Regions from separate parts of the Homo sapiens genome. Here region 1 is linked to region 2. A link is a contact called in ENCODE Hi-C or POLR2A ChIA-PET data. All regions are on one chromosome and are shown on one strand. Each heading gives the region's core, a stretch centred on a gene start or an enhancer-like site at or near the end of the contact. The rest is flanking DNA. Distances are from core to core; before and after follow the strand shown.

Region 1 (7,188 bases), core at 2,538-5,037, 320 kb after region 2:
CCTCTGCCTCCCAAAGTGCTGGGATTACAGGCTTGAGCCACCGTGCCCGGCCAGGAAATTTATATTACAATTCCCACCAGTATCAATCCAGTCACTATCATTTGAGAATAAAGAAATTATTTTTAAAAATACACTTTGGGAGGCCAGGGTGGGAGGATCGCTTGCATCTAGGAGTTCACGACCAGCCTGGGCAACATACCAAGACTTCGTCTCTACCAAAAACAAAAATTTTAAATTTAAAAATTAAAAAAAAAAAAATTAGCCAGGCTTGGTGGCATACACCTGTAGTCCCAACTACTTGGGAGGCTGAGAAAGGAGGATCGCTTGAGCCCAGGAGGTCAAGGCTGCAGCGAGCTGCCACTGCACTCAGCCTGAGTGACAGTAAGACCCTGTCTCAAAAAATAATAATAAAATATCCATCAATAGGAGACAGGGTTCATAAATTGGGATATATCCTTACAATAGAATACTAGGCACCAGTAAAAATAAGAAAATTATCTATATGCTAAGAAATATTTCTGGCCGGGCATGGTGGCCCATGCCTGTAATCCCAGCACTTTGGGAGGCCAAGGTGGGCAGATCACTTGAGGTCAGGAGTTCAAGACCAGCCTGGCCAACATGGTGAAACCCCATCTCTACTAAAAATACTAAAAGTAGCTGGGCATGGTGGTAGGTACCTGTAATTCCAGCTACTCGGGAGGCTGAGGCAGGAGAATCGCTTGAACCCGGGAGGCAAAGGTTGCAGTGAGCTGAGATCATGCCACTGCACTCCAGCCTGGGAGACAGAGCGAGACTACGTCTCAAAATGAAAAAAAAAAAAAAAAGGCCAGCGTGGTGGCTCATGCCTGTAATCCCAGCACTCTGGGAGACCGAGGTGGGTGGGTCACCTGAGGTCAGGAGTTTGAGGCCAGCCTGGCCAGTGTGGTGAAACCCTGTCTCTACTAAAAAATCCAAAAAGTAGCCAGGCATGGTGGCGTGTGTCTGTAATCTCAGCTACTCAGGAGGCTGAGGCAGGAGAATCACTTGAACCCAGGAGGTGGAGGTTGCAGTGAGCTGAGATTGTGCCACTGCACCCCAGCCTGGGAGACAGAGTGAGACTCTGTCTCTAAAAGAAAAAAATATATATGTATTTCCAAGACTGCTAAGGGAAATAACAAAATACAGAACAATATTACAGTATACTAACTTTTGTGAAAAATAAAGAGGGAAATAATATAGAGTCATGCTGAATAACCACATTTCAGTCAACAAGCAGCAGCATATTTTATGACAGTCCCATAAGATTATACTACCATATTTTTACTGCTTCTTTTCTATGTTTATGTGTTTAGATACACAAATACCACTGTGCTACAAGTGCCTACAGTATTCAGAACAGTAACATGCCATACAGTTTTGTAGTCTAGCATCAATAGGCTGTACCATATAGCCTAGGTGTATATAGTAGGCTAAACCATCTAGGTTTGTGTAAGTAAACTCTATTATATTCATACAACAAAATCACTTGATGCATTTCTGAGAGCACATCCCCATCTTTAAGCAGTTCATGACTGTACTGCTAAGTAGTGGCATGCATATGCATAAAGAAACTCTAGGCCGGGCACGGTGGATCATGCCTGTAATCCCAGCACTTTGGGAGGCTGAGGGGGGCAGATCACTTGAGGTCAGGAGTTTGAGACCAGCCTGGCCAACATGGCGAAATCCCACCTCTACTAAAAATACAAAAATTAGGCAGGCATGGTGGTCTGTGCCTGTAGTCCCAGATACTCAGGAGGCTGAGGCAGGAGGATCACTTGAATCTGGGAGTCAGAGGTTGCAGTGAGCTGAGATTACACCACTGCACTCCAGGCTGGGAGAAAGAGTGAGATTCCATGTCAAAAAAAAAGAAAGAAAAGAAAAGAAAAAAAAATTCTAGAAAAATGCACAGGGAATCAATAACAGTGGTTATATTTTGGGGTTTGACAACATAACAACAGGAACAGGAGCTGGGAGGAGCTTATCACTAGACACCTGTATGTTTTTCTATTTTTTTTTTGAGACGGAGTCTCGCGCTGTCGCCCAGGCTGGAGTGCAGTGGCGCGATCTCGGCTCACTGCAAGCTCCGCCCCTCGGGGTTCACGCCATTCTCCTGCCTCAGCCTCCCGAGTAGCTGGGACTACAGGCGCCCGCCGCTACACCCGGCTAATTTTTTGTATTTTTAGTAGAGACACGGTTTTACCATGTTAGCCAGGATGGTCGCGATCTCCTGACCACGTGATCCGCCTGCCTCGGCCTCCCAAAGTGCTGGGATTACAGGTGTGAGCCACCGCGCCCGGCCATGTTTTTCTATTTTTAAACCATGGAAGTGTATTCAACAATTAAACCAGCTGCTATAGACTGAAAGTTTGTGTCCCCGCAAAATGTATGCCTTGAAGCCTAATCCTCAAGGGGAGGAGACTAGGAGGTTGGGCTTTGGGGAGGTGATTATGTTCATGAGGGTGAAGTCTTCATGAATGGGGTTAGTGTTCTTTTAAAAGAGACACCAGGCTGGGTGCGGTGGCTCACGCCTGTAATCCCAGCACTTTGGGAAGCCGAAGCAGGCGGGTCACCTGAGGTCAGCAGTTTGAGACCACCCTGGCCAACATGTGAAACCCCATCTCTACTAAAAATACAAAAATTAGCCAGGCATGGTGGGGTGCACCTGTAGTCCCAGTTACTTGGGAGGCTGAGGCAGGAGAATTTCTTGAACCCAGGAAGCAGAGGTTGCAGTGAGCTGAGATCATACCATTGCACTCCAGCCTGGGTGACAGAGCGAGACTCCATCTCAAAAAAATTAATTAATTAATTAATTAATTAAATAAAAGGGACCTCAGAAAACTCCTTCACCTCTTCTGCCATGTGAGGTTATAGCCAGAAGACGGCCATCCACGAACAAGGAAGCAGCCCCTCACCAGATACTGAATATGCCAGTGCCTTGATCTTGGACTTCCCAGGCTCCAGAATTTTTTTTTTTTTTTTTTGAGACGGAGTCTCTGTCACCCAGGCGGGAGTGCAATGGCACGATCTGGGCTCACTGCAACCTCTACCTCCCGAGTTCAAGCGATTCTCCCACCTCAGCCTCCCGAGTAGCTGGGATTACAGGCATGCGCCACCATACCTGGCTAATTTTGTATTTTTAGTAGAGATGAGGTTTCTCCATGTTGCTCAGGTTGGTCTCAAACTCCCGACCTCAGGTGATCCACCCACCTCAGCCTCCCAAAGTGCTGGGATTACAGGGGTGAGCCACCACGCCCAGCCTAATTTTTGTATTCTTAGTAGAGACGGGTTTTCACCATGTTGGCCAGGCTGGTTTCGAACTCTTGACCTTGTGATCCATCCGCTTTGGCCTCCCAAAGTGCTGGGATTATAGGCGTGAGCTACTGTGCCTGGCCAGACTGTTTTCTTAAAAACCAAAAGCCTGGGAAGAAAAACAAAATATCTTGCAAATGTATTCTCAATCCCAGTCAATCCCCTGCAAAACTCAGACTCTGGAAGAATGAAAGCTATGCGCTCTTTTCTCCACTCATTCATATTGTTGGCTTCACACAGATAGAAAAAGCTACTTCATCCTGCAGAACTGCTCTATCAGTTCATGGTGTTTTCCTGGATCCTGGACCCCTGCCTTCCCCACCATGAGTCACCTCTGGATCGAGTCCATCTTCTATTTGGGATTTGGAACCAGACAACCTTTGTCCCTTTTTAGCCTCTGCTGCACTCTAAGCTGTGTGATCTAAGACACGTCACTCACATTCTGGAAGTATTCGCTTCCTCATACATGAAATGGGGGAAATTTCTCTAACCATAAGCCTGCGGTTTTGATTTCAGTGCTCACTAGTTCAAGACTTTTCTTCTTGCCTATGCCCCTTCACCCTCTTCCTTTGTCAATTTCCTTTTTCATAAGCTGTGGCTGCTGGTGAGTAAAATAGTCATCTGAGTACAACTGCTTTTGCATGAGCTAGACTTGGAAGGGTGCAAATGGAAGCAGATTCATTTCTTCTCAGTAACTGCTCTTTTAGACTGTCCTGTTGCATTGTTCTGCCCTGATCCCAGAAGGAATCTCAGGCAGATCCCAGAGCCTTGTAGACTCTCCTGGTCACTAACAAATTAATCACCTTTATCCAGTTATTAAAAAATCCAGCCCGATCCGAAGAAAGACTTTATTGTCTCAATTGATTAAAGCTTCTTTCCTCTTTTTTTTCTCTTTTTTTGAGACGGAGTCTTGCTCTGTCGCACAGGCTGGAGTGCAGTGGTGCGATCTTGGCTCACTGCAGCCTCCACCTCCCGGGTTCAAGCGATTTTCCTGCCTCAGCCTCCCAAGTAGCTGGGATTACAGGTGCCTGCCACCAAGCCCAGCTAATTTTTGCATTTTTAGTAGAGACGGGGTTTCGCCATGTTGGACAGGCTGGTCTTGAACTGCTGACCTCAGGTGATCTGCCTGCCTTGGCCTCCCAAAATTCTGGGATTACAGGCATGAGCCACTGTGCCCTCCCGCTTCTTTCTTCTTTCTGTAAGTCAGGCCTGAGTTGGACTTCGGAGAAGCTTTGAGTTGGGCTTCTCCTTTTCAGTGGAGAAGGGCAGGAAGGAGGATGTCTTCCATTTATTCTCTTTGCTTTTCCTCCTCCCCCTCCTGCAAGACTCTCTGCTGTCTAACTCAGTGGGGAGGAGAGACAGAATAAAGAAAAAAAATCTGCATTACTGGTATGGTTGGAATCTGTCATGTGTGTCTCTTGGTTGAGGCAGAGATCACACTTTGGGGCTGTTTTCCCCAAGGCATTTTCCACTGTTGTTGTTGCTTTCTTTTTCTTTTTTTAAGAGATAAGGTCTTGCCCTATCACTCACTACAGTCTTGAACTCCTGAGCTCAAGTGATCCTCCTGCCTCAGCTTACTGAGTAGCTGGGACTACCATGCCTGGCTAATTATTTTTATTTTTGATAGATGCAGAGTCTTGCTACATTGCCCAGGCTGGCCTCAAACTCCTGGCCACAAGCGATCTTCCTGTCTTAGCCTCCCAAAGTGCTGGAATTACAGGCATAAGCCACTGCTGTCAGCCCTCCATTGGTTTTTAAATAATCTCCTCACGGGTTACCTTCACCATGAATTTTTCTTCCAAGTTACCATACAGCTGACTCATAGGAACCCCTCCTTAGCCCTAGGTATCTGGTGGTAAATGTTCTTTCAAAAAGAAGCATTAGGATGCATGACCTATGAGGCCATAGACAGCAACCAAATCTAGCCCTTGTCAAACGGTTACACATCTGGTCCACCTATACCTGATCAACCTGGCAGAAAAGCTACTATCAGCAGAGACCCTCTGTCCATACTCAGTGACCACGGACAGCTTCTGATTTCCCCTCACCTTTAGGCATGCTCAAGTCCAAGTCAGGTACCAGTCCCTGTGTCTCTCCAAACACAAAAGTCAAGTTGGAGGAATGGTTCTGAGAAACTCTTCACTTGGCTGTAATTAACAAAGCAACAGTTCCTTCTGCCACCAGAGGGTGTGCAGCAAGGATGGGCAGCACAACCTGCTACCAACTCTCTCTAAAGAAATTCTTTTCTCTTTTTTTTTTTTTTTTTTTGAGACGGAGTTTCACTCTTGATGCCCAGGCTGGAGTGCAATGGCGCAATCTTGGCTCACTGCAACCTCCGCCTCCCAAGTTCAAGTGAGTCTCTTGCCTCAGTCTCCTGAGTAGCCGGGACTATGGGTGCGCACCACTGCGCCTGGCAAATTTTTGTATTTTTTTTAAAGACAGGGTTTCACCATGTTGGTCAGGCTGGTCTCAAACTCCTGACCTCATGATCCGCCCTCCTCAGCCTCCCAAAGTGCTGGGATTACAGGCATGAGGCACCACACTCAGACCCCTTGCCCTCATTTTTGACAGATAGTTTTGCTAGACACAGATCCTTGGTTGATAAGTTTTTTCTTTCAGCACTTTGAATACGCCATCCCACTGCCTTCTGGCCTCCACTGTTTCTCATGAGGAGTCACCTGTTCATCATATCAGGGTCTCCTTTTCGGTGATGAGTCATTCTTCTCTTGCTGTTTCAAGATTTTCTCTTTGGCTTTCAGAATTTTATTATAATGCATGTGGGTGTGGATCTCTGTCTTGTGTTCATTCTACTGGGGTTCTTTTTTTTTTTTTTTTTTTTTTTTTGAGATGGAGTCACGCTCTGTCGCCCAGGCTGGAGTGCAGTGGCACAATCTCAGCTCACTGCAACCTCTGCCTCCCAGGTTCACGTCATTCTCCTGCCTCAGCCTCCTGAGTAGCTGGGACTACAGGCGCCCACCAACACACCTGGCTAATTTTTTATATTTTTAGTAGAGACGGGGTTTCACCGTGTTAGCCAGGATGGTCTTGATCTCCTGACCTCGTGATCCGCCCACCTCAGCCTCCCAAAGTGCTGGGATTACAGGCGTGAGCCACCGCACCCGGCCTCTACTTGGGTTCACTGCATCTCTTGGATGTGTAGATTAATGTTTCCATCAGATTTAGATCATTTTAGATATATTTTTCCTTTGTTTTTTTTTTTTTTGCCCTTTTCTCTCCTCTCCTCTGGTATTCCCATCAGCTGTATTTTGATGAGCTCAATGATGTCCCAAATTTCTCTGAGGCTCTGTTCATTTTTTATCATGGTAGATACACATAACAAAATTTACCATTTTAACCACTTTTACACGTACAATTCAGCAGCATTAAGTATATTCACAAAGTTGTTCAATCATCACCACTATCCATTCACAGAAATTTTTCATCATCCCAAACAGAAACTGTATACTCATTAAAGACTGGCTCCCCACTCCCCTTTTCCCCAACCCCTGTTAATCTCTATTATTCTTTCTGTCTCTAACTTTTATAGTTTGATCATAACAATCCCCTTTTCATCAGGTTTTCATGGAGCGTAGGAGGGGTAATTCTTTGACTTAAAAATATAATTTGAAGAAAATGACTGCTTAGGAGAGAGAGACAGAGAGAAAGAAAGTGAGAGAGAGAAAGAGAGAGAGAGAGAAAAGAGAGAGAAAGAAAAGAAAGAATAAGAAAGAAAGGAAGGAAGGAAAGAAAAAAAAGAAGGAAGGAAGGAAGAAAGGTGGGAAGGAGGACGGAAGGAAGGAAGGAGGGAAGGAAGAAGTAAGGAAGGAAGGAGGGAGGGAGGGAAGGAAGGAAGGAAAAGGA
Region 2 (7,310 bases), core at 1,750-4,249:
TAACAATGGCAGGTATCTGAAAGTGAGAGTAATTATCAATCCCATTTCTGCAGTACCCTATCATTATCTCTACTGTGATTTGCAGAGCTTGCTACTTATTTTTAGTTAGCCTTCTAAAATACATCTTCCACTTTTGGTTTTGGATCCAATTATCACTTCATGTCCCACATAAAAGAAAACCACTTGATCCTGTACCATTTGGTGAGAAAACACATGAACACAATTTATTTGCACTTTTTTTTTTTTTTATGGAGTCACTCTTAGTTACCAGGCTGGAGTACAGTGGTGCCATCTCGGCTCACTGCAACCTCCACCTCCAGGGTTCAAGCAATTTTGCCTCAGCCTCCCGAGTAGCTGGGACTACAGGCGCACGCCACCACACCCAGCTAATTTTTGTATTTTTAGTAGAGACGAGGTTTCACCATGTTGGCCAGGAGGGTCTCAATCTCTTGACCTCGTGATCCGCCCGCCTCGACCTCCCAAAGTGCTGAGATTACAGGCATGAGCCACCGCTCCTGGCCTATTTGCACATTTTTAATATAATGCAGTCTAAATAGTAAACCATTATCTTCAGAATGCCTTTAAAAGCAAATCAAGGGTTGTACCTAATGCCACAGAACTGTACACTTAAATATAGTTAAAATGGCATATTTTATTTTATGTATATTTTACCACAATAAAAGTACATCAAGGCAATTGTCTACATTCTGAGACTATCCATTTTTTTACACTAAATGGCTTTTCCTGATAAATTGGTTAGAATTTTCCAAAGCAATGTAACAAAATTACATTTATGTTGGAATAAAAATCCAAGCATATGAAAAGCCAAAGATGAGAAATATACTTAATAAAAGTTTTATTTTCAAATATCCAAAATATTACAGTATAAAGACACATATAACATGAGTCTACTAAATGAAAAATTATTTCATATTTTTATATATCACAAATCTGAGAATCTCCACTTTAACCAACATTGGAAATTCAGAGGCGTTTATCTACCGCCTATTGCAAGCTAGACACTGTACTAATCACACTTCCTTCATAAACATAACTCTAATCCTCAAACCACCCTAAGAGCTGAGTACTATTATCCCCATTTTACAGATGATGAAACTGAGGGACAAGTTTTTTTTAAGTGGCTACGTCACTAAAGGTAGTAGCTGAGCAATACTGAAGTGTTAGTCTGACTTCAAAGCTGGTGTAAGTGCCATCATACCACACTGAGTCTGTGTTAGGATTGTATTCTGACATCAGAAAGGCAATCAGAAGAACCATACTGCTAAATTGAATATAGTCTCAAGAGCCACATAACGTTTTATGAATTCGGCTACACAACGGATACCTTGGTAGGGTATCTCCAAAGGATACCTTGACAAAAAACAAGGAAGAAACCATATAGCAACAACTGATACGTGTTTCTCTTGCTCCTACTGTTAGGAAAAATTCACAGACAATCCGTACAAGTTACTTCAACACAAAGAAATGTAAATCCAGGAAATAAAAATCTTAACAGCAAAATCCATCACCCTTATCTATGGTCCATTATTTCAATATTGGGTATTCACACTACAAACCTGATTTCATAACCAGGCATTAAACTAAAATAAGATGCATAATGCTATTAATACTTTCAAATTCCTTGAATCCTGGCAGGACAAAATATCCCAAACCCTCTAAACCCAATTACTAATTCTAGTGAATTGTTAAGTCGACCCAGTGAGAGTTTGGGACGCCCTCCATGACACAAGCAGGGGGCCAGGGAACAGCATATTATACTCTGTATGTATGACTGCAAACTTTGTCATCACTCCATTCCACAGACTTCATAAAAGTAAAAGCTTTTTGTTTCTTTGTCTGAACAAATGGAGCCACAAGCATAGGATGCCTGCAAGATGTCCCCACTTCAGTGGGAGAGGTGCAAATACAACTTCCACGAAGAAACTCGCTACTGAAGTCTGCAGAAGCCACCGCAACACACCGCAAACCTCCATTCCGCGATCGCTGAATGACAGAGACATTTCTGAAATGTCTCAAACCTGCTGTTCATCTGTGGCCTGGTGGCCGTGTCAAAAGCCTGCGGAGCTCCTAAAGAAGGCACTAATCCTCTCCGGAGGTCTTGCTAAAAGCTGTGGGAAACGAAGGGAGCCAGGCACGTACGCTTTCCTGCAATCTAAAACTTCCGAGATTGCATTTACCAAAACCCCTTTCCACAAAGAGGTAAGGGTGACTTAGCTGCTACTGTGGATATCAAGATCGAAATTCAATTAAAAACAAAGCAAAGGTACCCGTTCCAGTAACGTATGTTTCACTCCAGTAAAAAGTAAAAAGACACAGCAAAGAACAAGGTCCCCGGTTCCCGTATTCTTGACCTTCAAGAACTGCAAAAAAGTCAAGACCCAGTGAAAGACGAAAAGTTTGAGTGGCTGCTGGGCTCGCGGGCGGCTCGCCTGACTCCGGAGCAGCTGGAGGAACCCGCCTCGAGGTTAGGGTCTCGCCGCGCCCCCACGACGGCTGTGGGCGCAGAGCCCAGAGGATGGAGCCTCCCCTTCCTGAAACCCGCTCGAAGCTCGGAAAGCCCCGGCCCCTCCGCGCGGGCTGCGGCCCCCAGGCTCCTTCCCCGACGCGCCCGAGGGCGCGGACCAGCCCCCGGCACGCGACCCCGCACACTTCCGGGCCCGACGCCCTGGCCGCTCGCCCACTTACCGGCATCATCTTGGACCCGAACCGCATGGAAGCGGGTGGCCAGACTGCGGCCCCGGCCGAGCTGAGGTGCCCCGGAGGGTCGCGGATGCGGGGGAGGGGAGCGGAGAGCGAGGCCGCCCGGACCTGTTGCGAGGCGGCGGCGGCGGCAGCGGCGGCGCGCGGGTCCGAAGGGCCCTCCGCGCGGGCTGGGGCACCAACAAGCCCCGGGCTCCCCCGCCCCGGCCGGGCCCCCTGACGCGGCTTTGTCTCTTCGACGCTCGTGACGGTCGGGGCTCCCTCCTCCGCTCCGAAACCAACTAATCCCGGGTCGGGCCCCAGCCGAGCCCGTGCCGGCTCCGCCCCCCGCGCCGACCCCGCCCGCGGCGCGCCCGGCGGCCTGGGGGAGGGGCGGCCGCGGGAACGGGAGCTGCGCGCGCCTGCGCGGGCCCGGCTGGGTAGACGGGGAGCGGCGGGAGCCGGCCGCCTTTTCTTTCTTCGCCCCGGACTGAAGTGCGGTCGGGGCCGCGCGGCGGAGCGGCTGGAGCGCGCGCCTCCTAGCGGAGCCGGGGCAATTGGAAGGCCGCGCCTCAGGAAAACAGGATGGTAGTGAATGGCACCGAGCCGCCCCAGGGCTGCCGCCGTCACCTCCTCGGCGGCTCCGAGTCGTGCGAGGCAGGGGACCCTTTGCCTTCAGAACAGGGCGCCCGACGTTGGGCGCGTGGACAGAGTCCTCCGGCGGCCGCGCCGCTGGGCCAGGCGGAGAGAGGCGGACGGACTTCAGGGGAGGCCCGGGCCACGCCGCGGAAACTACCCGACTCCCTGGAGGCGGCCAGGACCGACCCTGTCCCGACAAAATGGAGTTCCCCGTGTGGCTTCAGCTCGCGGCGCGTTCCCAGAGCTCCTCAGTGATCCGGCTTTCGGATTGTTCGCCTTTCATCTCATTTGCCGTTGTCCAAATTCTAATTTAAAACTCATGTGTTACTTGCTGTAAGGTTAACAAACGTACACCGCAAACTGGATAAAGGGATAACTTTTATGTTGTGTATGTTTTACCACAATAAAAATAAATTTTGTAAAAATGTGTCAGGCAGCATTCTGAGGAGCTTCCCTGGGGGGTGCTGGGAACACCCTGCAAACAGCCTCCGATACGGGGAGCCGGTGGATACCATCCTTTTCCAGGGAGGGAGGCCAAGGCCTAGGGAAATGGCAGGGCTGCCTTCCAAAGAGTAGCAGAGCGGGTTCAGGCTTTTATTCCACCTTCCAGAGAGACACATACTGCGGGAACCCTAACTCCAGGAAGCTTTGTTCTAGTAAGTTGTCAGTGCAAGTTCACTCAGAATCACTTTTCTCTGCCTTTATACATGATTCTAGAACCTGAAGTGGGGTAAATCCCCTGGGTTTATCTAGTATCAAGAACAGACAATTCTTTCTTAGCCCACCATATCCCTTACCAGAATCTCCATCGAACTCCCTATTGCACCATCCCAGATACTGTATCTGGAAATACTAAATTACGGTTAATTCAACTAGAATTTAACGTTCTCGCCCGGGCGCAGTGGCTCACGCCTGTAATCCCAGCACTTTGGGAGGCCGAGGCGGGCAGATCACCTGAGGTCAGGAGTTCGAGACCAGCCTGGCCACGTGGTGAAACCCTTGTCTCTACTAAAAATATAAAAATTAGCCGGGCATGGTGGCGCATGCCTGTAATGCCAGCTACTCGGGAGGCTGAGGCAGGAGAATCTCTTGAACCTGGGAAGCGGAGGTTGCAATGAGCAGAGATCACCCCACTGCACTTCAGCCTGGGCAACGAGAGTGAAACTCCATCTGAAAAAAAAAAAAAGAATTTAACGTTCTCAAAAAATCTGGTTTATAGTCTTGTTTTCTTAAGAGGGTTATACTGAGTTAAGCAAAATAAATTCATCCCTCATTCAGTAAATATTTATTAAATACCTGCCACTTGGTAGATATTCTTCTAAGTCCTAGGGATACATCAATGAACAAAAAGTTCAAAAGACAAGTGTAGTTATTGTGAAAAAAATAGAATAAGGTAAGAGAAGGGGATAAGGTGTACAGGTGCAACTTTAAATATGGTGGTCAAGGTAAGCCTCACTGAAAAGGCGGTGTGTGAGCACAGTCTTGAAGGAAATGAGGGTGTGAACTCCACAAATATGAAGGAAGATTTCCAGGCAGAGGGAACAGCCAACGCTAAGGCCTGATATGGGAGCCTGCCTGGCAAATTCTGGGACCATCAAGGAGGCTAAGATAGCTGGAGCAGACGATGAGGGGAGAGTAGTAGGAGATGAGATGGAGTGATATGAAGGGCCAGACAAGGAGGGCCTTGTAGGCTATTCTAAGGACTTTACCTTTGCTCTGAGTGAAATGGGGAGTTATGGAAAGGTTTTGAACAGAAGAGTGATGTCAGCTGACATATTTTAAGAGCTGCTGTGGAAAACTGAAAGTCAACAGAGAACAGTAAGAAACTCTTGTGATAAGCCAAGCAAAAGATGGAAGTGGCTTGCTCAAAGGCGATAACAGCGTCTATGGCAAATAGTGGTCAGGTTTTGGATATATTTTCAAGTCCAAACCCACAGAATTTCCTGACAGATTAGATGTGGAATATGAGAGAAAGAAGCCCAAATTTTTGTCCCAAAAGATGGAAGTTGCCACAAACCAAAATGGAGAAGACCATGAGTGGACCAAGTTACAGAAAAGAGGAGATCAATTGGGAACATGTTAACTTTCAGAATCTTAATAATAAAAGAAACCCTAATACTGAAATTTAGCACGTTTGTGGGAAGCAATAATTCTTTTTTCTTTTAACTTTTAGGTTTGGGGCTACATATGCAGGTTTGTTACATAGGCAAACTCGTGTCACAGGGGTTTGTTGTACAGATTATTTCATCACCCAGGTATGAAGCCCAGTACCCAATAGTTATCTTTTCTGCTCCACTCCTTCCGCTCACCCTCCACCCTCAAGTAGGCCCTACTGTCTGTTGTTCCCTTCTTTGCATTCATGAGTTCTCATCATTTAGCTCCCTCTTCTAAGTGAGAACATGCAGTATTGGGTTTTCTGTTCCTACGTTAGCTTGCTAAGGATAATAGCCTCCACTTCCATTCATGTTCCCACAAAAGACATGATCTTGATATTTTTTATGGCTGCATAGTATTCCATGGTGTATATGTAGCACATTTTCTTTATCCAGTCTGTTATTGATGGATATTTAGGTTGACTCAATGTCTTTGCTATTGTGAATAGTGCTACAATGAACATTCACATGCATGTGTCTTTATGGTAGAATGATTTATATTCCTCTGGGTATGCACTCAATAACGGGATTCCTGGGTTGAATGGTAGTTCTGGGAAGCAACAATTCTTTTTGGTAAACTGCAGTTCATAAAGGGACTATTTTACACCAAAAAACCTACTTCATATTCCACTGGGGTTTTTTTTTATTTTTTTGCAGACAAAGAAGTCCCCAAAACAGCTGAAGATATTATGATCCACAGTCATCCAGGAAAAGAATTCTGGATATTGGTCACTAACCTTCCAGTTCTCACCAAAAAACCGTGTCTCATTACCACCCTAAAACTGGTTGTACACAATAGTAAATTATACTTAGTATGAGTGCTGGCAGCCCTAGCTTATTAATAAAATAATTACAATAGAAATGGAAGCAAGGAGAGAAGAATTGGAATAAGACAGTCCAGTTCTATTTCGTTACTGTCTGTTTACACAAATGCCCTGCCCAAGGGAAGGGAGGAGAAAAGGGACAGCAATTGGCAATATGTCCTGAAACTCACTTCTAGCCAATTGAGAATTCCCAGCTGCCAAATAGCAGGTATGTTGAGGACTTTTTTTTTTTTAATCATAGAAGCGTGAAACCAAAGAACCCTTGTCTGTGCTTTGGTTTCATTCTCTCAGATTCTGTACCACTCAAACATGGCTCTCAGAAGGGTTGTTTTCTACCAAGTTTCAATTTCTCTCCGCTCCCACCCTCACCTGCTTATTCTTTCAAGAGCCTCTGTTTGGTTCTCCCCACCCTATAATTCTCTACTCAACTCCAAGAAAGATAAGTCAAAATGCCACATTCTGAGCGGGGAGGAGCTATCTTCTCTTTTGGCTCTCACCCCACCCCTTGGCACAGTACAATTAATTATCTATTTGGTTTGAATTCAAATGTTTAAGTTCCCAACTTTCTCCCTGTGTTACTCGTTCTCATCTTCCACAGATGTCCCAAACTTTGAGTCCCTCTCTCCTCTCAGAAGATGAATTCCCATCTTACTCAGCCAATGAAACAGAGACTATTGAGATTGCACTCCTGCAATACCTATTCCCTTCACCTCCAACTCATCTGGGTTCTTCTCTACCCTCTCCCCACTCCTTTTGTTTATCTCTTTTACTAATACTCGTGTGGCTGTATTTTGCCAGGCCCTGTTCTAGACTTTAGAGGTAACAGAGAAGAGACTTGCCTTCATGGAGCTTATATTCTAGTTGGGAGGAGCTAGATAACAAACACATGAATAAGGTAATAATAAATGCTACGAAAAAAATAGCAACTAGGTAAATCTAAGAGAATAGCACCTGTTTTAGATAGGCTGGCCAGAGAAAGCCTCTGAGGAATGAG

What was found. A loop is a pair of places that touch in the nucleus more often than their neighbours do. ChIA-PET counts read pairs that join two places held with the same protein, here RNA polymerase II (POLR2A). Pooled maps may share reads with other maps.
Region 1: a loop to region 2 is called in a pooled map, with 4 times the contacts of the local background. The contact joins the enhancer-like site here to the promoter of TP53BP2 in region 2. A Hi-C loop is called at or near these places in 7 of 50 pooled maps. POLR2A ChIA-PET finds 5 or more read pairs at or near these places in 2 of 52 experiments (HEK293T and activated naive CD4-positive, alpha-beta T cell).

The regions. Positions count from the first base shown.
Region 1 is chr1:224,165,349-224,172,536 of GRCh38, forward strand. No RefSeq gene overlaps it. Among named protein-coding and RNA genes, the nearest start is that of DEGS1, 14 kb to the right of the region's middle. RefSeq lists enhancers at 3,773-4,742, 4,743-5,712. Within about 2 kb of position 3,788, at least 9 of the 41 ENCODE cell types and tissues checked have a DNase peak (open chromatin) inside an H3K27ac peak, as active enhancers do.
Region 2 is chr1:223,842,948-223,850,257 of GRCh38, forward strand. It overlaps TP53BP2 (tumor protein p53 binding protein 2), which reads right to left and starts at 3,000. Exons shown (of 18, transcript NM_001031685.3): 1 at 2,707-3,000. The coding sequence starts at 2,733. RefSeq lists a silencer at 2,828-3,137.